Regions from separate parts of the Homo sapiens genome. Here region 2 is linked to region 1. The links are chromatin contacts, found by Hi-C or POLR2A ChIA-PET in ENCODE. All regions are on one chromosome and are shown on one strand. The core of a region is the stretch at or near the end of the contact, and the rest is flanking DNA. Distances in the headings are between cores, read along the strand shown.

What was found. A loop is a pair of places that touch in the nucleus more often than their neighbours do. ChIA-PET counts read pairs that join two places held with the same protein, here RNA polymerase II (POLR2A). Pooled maps may share reads with other maps.
Region 2: a map of Right ventricle myocardium inferior shows a loop between it and region 1 (3-fold over the local background). The contact joins the promoter of CACNA2D3 here to the enhancer-like site in region 1. A Hi-C loop is called at or near these places in 1 of 168 maps with a recorded cell type or tissue (Right ventricle myocardium inferior) and 2 of 50 pooled maps. POLR2A ChIA-PET finds 5 or more read pairs at or near these places in 1 of 52 experiments (WTC11).

Annotation. Positions count from the first base shown.
Region 1 is chr3:53,997,650-54,003,241 of GRCh38, reverse strand. The region is part of intron 4 of LOC105377095 (a long non-coding RNA gene); the gene reads left to right. Among named protein-coding and RNA genes, the nearest start is that of SELENOK, 110 kb to the right of the region's middle. Within about 2 kb of position 4,080, at least 2 of the 41 ENCODE cell types and tissues checked have a DNase peak (open chromatin) inside an H3K27ac peak, as active enhancers do.
Region 2 is chr3:54,120,150-54,126,202 of GRCh38, reverse strand. It overlaps CACNA2D3 (calcium voltage-gated channel auxiliary subunit alpha2delta 3), which reads right to left and starts at 3,651. Exons shown (of 38, transcript NM_018398.3): 1 at 3,368-3,651; 2 at 2,609-2,690. The coding sequence starts at 3,489. It overlaps LOC124909381 (a long non-coding RNA gene), which reads left to right and starts at 2,761. Exons shown (of 2, transcript XR_007095914.1): 1 at 2,761-3,146. RefSeq lists a silencer at 4,845-4,894.

The sequences.
Region 1 (5,592 bases), core at 2,831-5,330:
CATAAATAATGTACAAAAAGAGCAAAATCGAGCCACCACCACGGATGAGCTCGACCTTGAATTATCATGGAGGAGTTAAAAGATAGGCGTGCTTTAGAGAGTCGTGGGGACCTCTCCTGAAGGGCGAGTTTTGCTTGGCTTCTCTATATCACTAATAGCTTTTAAAACATCAGTCACCTTCAAGGCCCAAGTCCATAGGAAACTGTCTTCGATGTCAGTTTCTCACCCAGCCCAGTTAAATCTCTTAAAAGGAAAACAAAAGTGGTTTGCATGCCAAGAAGTAAAAGGAGCACAGAGCAATCCCAGAGGACTTGAAATGCTGGTGAAATTCAACTTACGGTGAGAGTGGGTATAGGAAGGGGATAGTCATTAATTAAATGAGCAAAATTGTAAGTAGCAGACTCTTGTAAAATCACGAGATGAGAATCTTTATGTATTTCCTTTCTGAACAGTCAAAGGCATGCAAAGATGTTACTGCCAGGTTGAGCTGAACAGTGGCCTACAGAAAGTTCCCCAGTCATTCCCAGACTCTAATTTGCTTCCTGGAGATCAGCTGTGGAAATGAGCAAGAGCAATCGCCAATTCCCAGATTAATTAGCAGGAGGGAAAAGAGGAGGAACAGGAAGGAAAGGAAGGGAAGGAGGTGGGGAGGAGAAATCCTTACTGAGCACTTACTTTGTGCCAAGCATTATCTTATTCAATCTTTCCAACAACTCTATGAAGAAGTCATTATTATTATTCCCATTATATAGATGAGAAAACTCAGAGAGCTTCCATTTCTTAGTCAAGACCACTCAGCCAGTGTGTGCCAGAGCTGGGTTTGGAGCCCAGGTTCTCTAACTTAAATCCCGCGGGATAACTCATGGGTCTATGCTGACTCCTAGCAAACAGCTTAGTTACCTTGACACATATTTACATGTTTCCCATTTTGAGTTATGCCTCTAGAGTGGCAAATCACTTTATTCTGTCTCAACATAGGAAAAGGTTTATTCTCAAAGCACAACATTTATTTTTGAAGTAAACTTTATTTAACTGAGTCTTCTTTAGCATGCCTTAAATGAATACCATATGAATTTATTTCGGAAGAAGAGGCCTCCTTCTTCACCTTGGAAACGCTGTTAACTTATATGATCCTTCCTTCATTCACTCATCTTCTATTCATTCATTCATTCAATAAATATTTATTGAGCACCTGCTAAGTGCCAGGCACTGTGCTGATTCCTAGGACTTAGCAGATGAGGTCTCTGGCCTAAAAGGGCTCACAGACTATATCTGGAGTTCTACAGGACAAGTCATTCCAGAACTTGCAATCTATTTACATGTCAAAAACAGATTCACAGCACAAGAAGATAATAAATAGATTCTCTAGATCTGAGATTTTAATAACTGAATGTAGCTGTTCTAAATGACCAAGCGATTATCAGACCTCCAACCAAGTTACCCACACTCAAAAAAATTAAAAATTAAAAAATAGCATTGTGCTCACAAATCACTCCTTCCTTATTTGATTCTACCAGTACAGCATGCTCCTAAAATAAAACAAAAAGAGTCAAATATATCAGCTTTCCAAAACTGGACCAAAGCCAGCACACTGGGCTTCTGCTGTAGCATAACCAAGACCCTTTCTGTAAACCTATAAATAAATTTCAGCAGATGCTTGGACTCAGAGGGTCTAAATGGAAAACCAACCCACTGGTCCTCAGAATCATGTGTGCACTCTCCCTTCCTGACTCCTCTCCAGCTTTAAGAAAGCTATGCTGGCCGGGCGCGGTGGCTCACGCCTGTAATCCCAGCACTTTGGGAGGCTGAGGCGGGCAGATCACGAGGTCAGGAGATCGAGACCATCCTGGCTAACACAGTGAAACCCCGTCTCTACTAAAAATACAAAAAATTAGACTGGCGAGGTGGCAGGCGCCTGTAGTCCCAGCTATTCAGGAGGCTGAGGCAGGAGAATGGCGTGAACCCCGGGGGGCAGAGCCTGCAGTGAGCCGAGATCGCGCCAATGCACTCCAGCCTGGGTGACAGTGAGACTCCGTCTCAAAAAAAAGAAAGAAAGAAAGAAAGAAAGCTATGCTTTGAGAAGCTACTCATGCAGAAAATGGTATTTCCAAACTGATGCGTTACTCCAGCACCTATGAGGATAGGTAACCCATAGAGAAGTGAGTAATCTCTGTGTCCTGGTTCCATAAGGACTCTGCTATTCTGAAGTTCCCAGGGCCACTCAACAGGCCCCTTTCAAGGACCTGTGATGAGCTCCATGCTGAGCTGCTCCACCTGTGCCACCAACCACTCAGAATGCCAAATTACAAACTGTGAATGCCAACCTCACTCTCCTGCAGGACTCTAGTGGACATTGAGCCATCGTTTCCAGCTCTGTCTCTGCAACATTACAGGGAAGACCACACATTCAAAAGGTGGCACAGAATTTTCAAAACCAATTAATTTTACTCATTCAATTTGAAAAGGTAAGGAGCCAGCAGCACTTTTAGGAGCCCAAAGACAGCCTAAAGTGAGAGTGCTAAACAACCATAATAATTAGAATAAACCAGAACATAAGCTTCTCAAGGGCAGGAACTTTCTCCATCGTGTTCTTTGCTGAAGCTGCAATGCCTGAACGTTTTGGTGCTTAATCCATGCCTACTGAGTTAATAAATGGATGATTCTAACGGAGTGTTCCCCCACATCTTCTGTGCTAAACACTTCTTCTTCGTTCTCTCATTTAAAACCCTTAACTAAGAATCAGAGATCTGTATCAAGCCCAGTCTGCCATGAGGAAACTGACATTCAGAACATGCACATCACTTCTTCAGGGTCATGTAGCTGTAGGGCAGAACCAGGTTTTGTGGGGCTTAAAACTTATACAATTTCAAGATGCCTGCTTTAAGGAAAAGAATATAAAACTACAAGTACAAATTTAGATATGTAAGTGATTATTTACAGTGGGGAAAGAAATTGCAACAAATTACAAATGTAAAAGTATTACAAATATCATAAAATCTGGAAAAATGACAGTGATAACAGTGATTTTCATCATCTACCTGACATATATCTATCATATTTTTTCTTACATTTGTTGGCTGCGTACTTTTTCTACAAAGAAAACAGAATAAGAATTTCTTTCCCATAGTGTGATTGATCAAATTTTGTCTTTATTATTTTCAGCTTCGTGACTCATTACAGATGACAGTAGATAAATCCTTAGGGTTGTTGTCAAATTTGGGGAAAGCTCTATCAAGTTTCTTTCATATCTGAGCTGCAAGATTTCAGGGCATTTCAAGCTTACCTGTCAATGATGAACCTTAAATCAATATTGCTGAGTTGACAACATTCATTAAGCTGTTTGTTGTGAACAGACCTCCTCATTATAATGACTTAATATGAATTTCATGTTACCTTTGTCTTGCGTCAAATAAGCAAGAAATTTGTTTTTTCCCAGTGTGTTCATGTGATTCACTCCTCATCACTAGCTGGATTATTAAAACTCCAGGAGCGTCTTCATCATTTTTAGTCACTATTTTCTCTGGCTGCAAATGAATGGATAAAATTTACCTTTCTGTTAATGATTGAGTGAGTTTGATATGATCTGAAAAGTGTTTGTTCGAAGCCTCCTCGGTGTCTAGCGATTTTATTGCTCACCTCCGTCATTTCTATTTCATGTTTCTATCTTTATATGAATTTTCTGTCAGTTCTTTAATAAGTTTAAAGGTGACCATTTAAAATGTACCATTCACCTATGTTCAAATCAGAAGCTGTAATGTTTTCACTTGTTTTATTGACACATTTCAGAATGACTTTCCGAATTGCAGTTAGAGCCACATATTCCCCACTCAACTGCTCCCTAGCCAGATCCTCAAAATGCCTTTGGGCATTCCAGTGCCACCCTACACAAGGCAGAGAGAGACCAAGAAGAAGTCAGAGTAGAAAGAGAGAGTAGTCACAATTCCCCGACTGCATTGGTCACAGGGCTAGGGTCCCTCCCAGAGCCTTGGAAGGAGCCTATGAAGGGAGAAACCCTGGAGTTTAATTGTCATCAGCTTCATGGGAAACTGGCCTCTCCCACAGCTAGTGTGTGACAGGGCCCTACTCCAAAACTGGTCTGGCTCCAGGCCCTGAGCAGCTGACCTGTGCTTTATATGCTCCCTGTCTAAGGAATTGACAAAACAAATGTGCAACTTCAAAAAAGTTAGGTATCTCTTCTGCAGCAATGGTCTTCCATGAAATGCCAATGAAATGCCCGTAATTCTTTATGTAAAGTCATGTACAAAATAAAATTTTCACAGACTGTTTGGGTCCAAAAGGGCTAAGCTAAAAACCAAGTTGAAGGGTCCTCAGACAAATTCAAATTCATCTAATACCAAAATAAATACAGAAAGGAAATAGGGACCATCTCTGCATCCCCTTGTGCTCCTATTTCCGGAAGTGCATCAGAAAGGTCCCGCTGGTCAACGAAGGCCACAGCCGAACCTTCCTTCTCCAAAGTGGTTCCAGCCTCTAAGCACCAGCAGACCCCTGCCACCAAGCTCATCCCCTGAGATCCATGATCCCCAGCCCTCTGGGAATTGCAAACCTTTGACTCAGTGCTGGAACTGGAGACACATCTGTTCCCCTCCCACAAGGGCACAGTGGGATGACCCTCCACCCCTTTCAAGGGTGTGTGTGTGTGTGTGTGTGTGTGTGTGTGTGTGTGCGTGTCTTTAAATCTTACATATGCCTCCAGGAACAGTAAACAAATATAATGAACTAAGAAAACCATTTCATGGATAAAATATCCATCTTTTCCTCCTACAAATTATTGAAGATATAGATGAGCCTGTATTCTCCATCTCAGAATCATCAAACCATGCAGTCTGTGTGAAAATTCTTATTATAAAATTATTTTAAAACTCTGTTTTAAAAATCATATTCTTAAAATAAGAATTCCACCTACTCATGCCACTGGGGAATTCACTGTTGATAAAGCATATGCAAGTATGTGTCTACTCCCAGTAAATTCACAACTGAGCAGGGGAGTGAAGATATGGACACAAATACCAATAACATCATGTAGTAAGTGAGGAATGGCCAAAGAATAAACCTGACATAGAACTACGGGGTTCAGATGGAACATGTTTTTAAAAAGGAAATACTAGGAGTTGAAAGACATTTAAAGAACTATCAATCTTCTAAATCAGAAATGTATTAAAAACAAAAACCAAATGAAATGAATACAAGAGAACTTGAAAATAGCCTGAAAACTAGAAAGGAAAAGGAAAGATGACAAAGCATCATCTTTTTTCCCCTCATCTGCGGGTGATTTTTACACAAGAATCAATATTGTATTTATTCCGTGTAATCGTGCTTCACTAATCAGAGATCCTGTTCTACCATCCTCTCGATTATCTTGTTTTCCTGCTTCATTTGCTTTCTGCTTCCAAACTCTGGCAGTATTATCCTACAACATTATCGCAAAGTAAATTTTAACTGAATTTGCAATTTGAAATCATTGATTTTTTTTTTCAAGTTTAAACAAACAGAAGTAACTGCCAGATATTTCATAAGGAAAGTCTTCTGAAAGGGAGTGTCAGATTGTTTCGTGGAATTCCAGTCTGGAAG
Region 2 (6,053 bases), core at 2,402-4,901, 120 kb before region 1:
ACTTCCATTCTAAAAATGAACACACTATATTGATTCACAACATGAAGTGTCAATTAGTGAAACTACATAAAATACATAAAATTATATGGTGGTATACAGCACACCTTACTTAACTGAAAATCAAGTTTAAAAATCCATGCCTTAAAAAGAGCAATTACACTCTATTATACAACATAGTATTGTCATCTTTGAGTCCCCTTAATACAGTGTTAATGCATTTTCCAGCCAAATTTTCTAACTCATTTTGAAAGCATCTTAATTGTTAAGGACACAGTGATATGATGGCAGGGTGCACAGAGCTCTGACTTAGAGGAGTAATTCCTCATGCAAATGGACAGAAACTTGAAAATTAGCAAAAGAGAAGCAATTATCCACTTGTTTTTCCAAATGATGTTATGTCTCCTACACTCTGAGCACTCAGATCTACTCCCATTCATACTCTGAACTCTCTAAACCAATGTTCTTTGCTAATTTTAAAAATACAAAAGCATTTGCGGGGATAGTGGACCAAAACAGCCAAAACATAGCTGAAAAATGCTCCCCAAGTTGTCTAACATGCTCCCCCACCACTTATGAAAGTCTCTGCCAAGTAACCCAAAGCCGTGAGTATTTCAGGACCCCCAGAGCAGACGATTCCAAACCAAGGACTAGGGTGGACACCCACCCTGGAACGCAATGCCAAGCAACACCTCACCTTTCCCTCGCATCAGATTACAAAATGCCAGGCAGCAGCAAGAAATGATAACAAAGCCATAAACAGCTGGAAATAATTACACAATTGTCAAGCTGCAAACATGACAAAAGCAAAGCAAAGCTAGTGAATTCAATATCAGAAAGGATGCTGATGAGAAGGTAAGAGAAGCATTTCAGCCTTTTCCAATTTGCTGTTATAGAGTAGCAAATAATAAGGTTGACGGAGTTTTGTGCAGTGTGTGTGTGTGTGTGTGTGTGTGTGTGTGTAACTTCAAAGAGAAAGAAAAAAACATATTTAATGTGTTCCTAGAAAATGTGGGATAAAAGATATGAAAGCACAACCAAAAAATATTAACAGGCTCTGAAGGGATTCTTTTAGAGTTGCTACAACTACAACGTGCAGATGAGAAATACTTCTTTAAAGTTATACAAAATGTTATCTTCTTTAAAAGCATAAGAAAAATATAAAGGCAATGCTACAGTCCAGAATTCATCACATCAAACATCTGACAAGTGGGCAAAATGCCAAAGCAGGAGACAGATTGGTCCAGATTAAAAGAATACTAGGGAAAGAGGCAATTCCTATGCAATTCCTTTAAGTGCCGAGGTGGGCCACAGGTATGTAAATTCTCATCTTCCACGAGGGCATTTCGTAGCCTCAACTGTTTACCAACTGCCTATAATTCAAGAACACCTTCCCAAACAACAGAGTTGAGCAAGCAATCTTTCAATGAATAAGGTTTCAATGAATAAGGCTATTGGCGATTTTTAAACCATAATAACTTTTGTCATTCCATGGTGGGCCAACGCTTTATTACGATATTTGGATTTCATGTGGCAAACTGTTTCATATACTGTCCCCAAAAATGCTACTCTCTGAAGGGGAATGCCATAAATAAAATACGTACTTGGTTACCAGGCAGCATGCATAACACATATGGTACATTGGCCCAAAAATCATATTTTAAAATGTTTAAAAGTTAACTTAACAATTTAAGCTGTTTGTACCCATTTTCAGAGAATTATTCCCTAAAGGCCAATTTTATTTTCTATCATCAAGAGAATACTTTGATTAATCCTGTTGATCTGCTAACTTGAAATTCTTTGAACCCCTCTAATCTCTCCTCCCAGACCCATTTTTTTTTCTTTATTTCCTGAAGGGGAGAACGAAGGACCATTTATCTCACAATGTAATTTTAAGCTTATGCTTAAAATGCTGCCTATTTGAATTAAAATTGATGCAGCTTGTGATAAGAACCTAATAATCAATTCTCCATTCTCATTACTCTCCAGAATTACATGGATGCAGACCCATTTCTTAAGTTTGTGGACTACTCTCATAGGTTATTACCCGGCAGTGCAGCTGAGTGGAAAGATAACCACATTCATTCTCCTTATCTGCAATGATGTAATGCATCCTAGCCCTGGGTCTAGATGATTGGGGAATAATGGGATTGTACAACTGCAGGGATGACAAACAATAGTGCAGCGTCTTTCTCTGATACACTGAACCCCACGCCTCCAACGCAAGGTGAAAGGCATCACAAAATAGGCACTGAGTCTGCCCCTTGGATGAAGTTAGCATTTTTTGGCCCGAGGAGCATCTGCTCTGGCACTGAAACAGCAATACCGACACGGAGACGAGAGCCATGCAAAAACACTCAGTTTCCGAGCCCCAGCCAGGACAGTGCGAGTGAGTATCCTGCTTTTCTTTGTGGTTAGAATCAAGTGTCATCTAAAAATAACCGGTTGGTAGGAAGAAGTCACTGCATAGTACAATGCCAAGAAACCCGGGGATCAGAGAGTCCTCCGATAACTGATGCTGCTCGGGGCTCACGTTTGTTTGGAAAACTAAATCTGCCTCCATTTTCTGTGCCGGAAAAATCATCGCTTCCTGCCACCACAGAAACCTTACCTTTTGCAGAAGCTGGGAACCGGAGTACTTAGCAGCAATGGATTTTATCTCCCCACCAAAAGCCGAGGCCCAGAGCTTCACCCTACAGGGAGAAGGGGCACAGGAAGATATGTAACACCCGTGTCACAGTCAACACGCACGCACACGCACACGCACACATGGGACTATGGCTGAAGGAGCAGTGCGATGTAACATGTTTTAAAAGAAGAAAAGATAGAAAAAGCGGCTTGGTAGAAACTGCCAGCACCAAAACTGCAAAGCGCAGCGCGGGAGGGGGCCCGAGGGGGGTCGCGGAGTTAAGAATGCGCAAAGTCTCCCAGGCTCTCTAAAAAGACCACTGAGTTTCATTCGAACCACTGCCCGAGGACTCGACCCCCCAAACTGGGCATCACCTGGCAAATAGCAGTCAGAAGAAATCCACCCATCCCCCCCCCAAAAAAAGAAGTGGGGCGGCAGTAGAGCAAAGAGGGGGGAAATTCAGCGGCCCATGGAAGTTGGATTCGGTAACCAGGCTCCAAAGTTGGTGCCGTCACTTGAGGTGAGCCTCTCCAGATCTCACTCGGCAACCTGCGGGCAGGGGCCAGAGCATCCCACCCCGGCCTCGCCGCCCGACGCGGGTCCCGAAAGGCAGGTGCGAGCGGCGAGGCCGACGCCCGCGGCGGGTCCTGCCCAGCCGCACCTGCAGGCGCCCAAACTTGGGCACAGTGGGTCGCAGGCGGCAAGGTCCCCTCCCCGGGCGGCGCAGGAGCCGGCACTTACACGGAGAGCGGTATCTGCTGCTCCGAGCGCACCACGTCCCCCAGCGCGGCGTAGAGAAGCGCGGCAGCGAGAAGCGCCGAGGCCCCCCGGGACGCGCGGCGCGGCGAGCCCGGCCCGGCCATGCTGGGCTCCCTCCGACGCGCCCGCTGCGGCGGCGACGAGAGCGGCCGCGGGGAGCTGCGCGGAGCGGGCGGTGGGCGAGCGCGCGGGGCTGCCTGCTCCGCTCCGCGCCGCCCCGCCTGCCTCTCGCGCGCCCGGCTCACTTGGGGAGCAGAAAAAGGAGCGGGTGGGGGGGGCGGGGAGGGCGGAGAGGAGAGGGAGGGAGGAGAGGTGGGGAGGGAGGGAGGAGAGGTGGGGAGGGAGGCGGGCGGGGGAGGAGGCAGCGAGACGCGCCTCTAGCAGCAGCAGCCGCCCGGCCCCGCCTCGGCGGCCCCGGGGAGTCCGGCGGGCCGCGGCGGGAGGGCGGCGGGGCAGGAGGCGCCGCGCGGGCGGGGACTCGGAAACTCCAGTGTCCTTGGCCGCGGCGGAGCGCGCCCTGCCCCACCCGGGCTACTGCGGCCGCTGAGTTCTTTACAACTCCGCAGTCCGCCACCGCGGGCGCGACTCTGGGGCTGGCCCCGGGCCGGGCGACCCTAGCCAGGGTGGGGGTTGGGGGCGCGGGAGGGAAGCCGAGGGCAGGGCGCGGCGCTCCGCACTTTGCGGGCGGCTGCTAGGAGAGGGCGTAGCATGCCCGCTCCGCCCCTGGGCCGGGCGGGGTCGGGGGCCGCGGAACCTAAAGGGGGCGCGCCCTCCGCCCCCGCCGCGCGATTCTCCTGCGGGGAGGGAGCTGGGGAAGAAGCAGAAATCTCAGAAAGGAGCACAGGCTCGCGGCGGCAGGCGGGATCGCACGCGGGGCGGATCGGGCTGGGGATGGGACTGGGTGGGAGCTCGGGGCTCTGGCTAGGGCAGCGCTGCGTGACCGCCCGCAGCTGCTCCTCCGGCCGCGGCGCCCGACAGGGGAAAGCACGGAGGGCGGTGCTGCCACCACGGCTTGGGCGCACCAGCGCGGGGCTCCCGGCATCCGGCCGCAGCGCAGCGGCCCCCTGCGCGCCCGACCCAGGCCCCGGGGCTCCCCAGCGGCCGCTGCCTTCGGAGTCCGCCCGGCTGCGGTGACTGGTGGGGACCGGGATGTCAGGGTTGAGCGAGGAAGCCAACGCGGCGCCGAGTCGATCCTGACCGGGGGACACCCTGGATTTCGGGATAAAAGATTTCTCCGAGCCTGGGGGATTGCCTGCTCCCCACTCCGGCGCCCACCGCACTGGGCAGGAGGCAGTGAGCGCCGGAGGAGGCGCCTTCTCGCCGCCCTCAGGGGCGAGGAGAAAGGAAGCCGGAGAAGCCCCTGCGCGTTCTGGGAACCAGGCTTCTCCCCGCCTCTCTCGCCGCTGCCCCCACCCCGGGACCCAGCTTGCAGAACCCCTCTCCCCCGTGCGAGGTATGGGGTGTGATTGGGAACTTTGTGGAGCCCTCGCGCAGGCTGGCGGTAAAGACCGACCGGAGTGAGGCTGAGTCATCCTTGCCCGGCCAAGCGCAACTCCGGTGACCCCAGCAAGGAGTGCGCTCCTAACGTCGCCGGGGCTCCCGGCGCACCAGACACCTGGGTTCATATTTGCATGCCTTTCTGCAACCAGGGCTTTGCTTTCTGCCCCGTCACCCGCCCTTGGCCTCAGCATCCTCAGGTTGCAGGGAAGTAAGGGCGGGCTCCAGCTTCCGCCAGGTGGTGTCCGGCTAGGAGCCAGGCCGGCTCTCCTTTCCAGTAGTCCCTGGAAAAAGTTACCCCTGCAGATGTTGGGCTTGATCTCAGAGTTGGCAGCGAGGGAGAAGGACTGCTACCGAGAGGCTCTTAGTGCTTTTCCCGAGTGCGGGCAGACCCGAGCTCCCCTGGGCTCTGGCAGGTCGCGCTCCCACCTTGGGGGGCAACGCAAGGAACAGGCCCCTCTCCAGGAGCGCCAGGTGCGCCCCGCCCGCGGGCAGTGTCTACAGCCTCTACGGATGACTAACCGGTTATAATGAATTCTCCGCTTCTGTGCATACCCTCCGCCTGAGGAAGCGTGCCAGCCCTTTCCAAACCGAGCCAAGCGCGGCCTGACCCCCGAGGCAAGGGGTCCCAGGAGTTGACCCTCAAATTGGGGGTTAGAAGAAAATGTGTTTTCCTATCAGAACGCGGGATCGTTCTTCCTAAATGAAAGCATAGTGAATGAACCAGTGAGTGAGTGCATGCTAGCTCTTAGTAAGACCATCCGTTTCCCACATGGTATCTATATGATGACGCCCTTCATGCCTTCACTCATTCATGTAGTCAATAACTGTCAATCAGCCTCTATTGATAGGTACAGTAGGACATGCTGGGAAGCCAGTAGTGAACAAAGCAGGCTCTCTGCCCTCACCGAGTTTATACACTACGAAGAGGACAGGCTTTACTGCAAAAACCATAATGGTAAATGCACAATTATACACTTTGACAAGGGAAAAACAATACTGTGTATGAAGAAAAAGTACCTGTGACACCCATACTATTGTTGTGCCTATTAACTGATGAGAACATCGAGGCACGGCAAAGTCATACAGCTTAAGTCATATTTAAGCAACTGCTTGACTGCTGGACTATACTGAAGACCACCTGGGCACCAAGGTCATGAAGACATTTCGT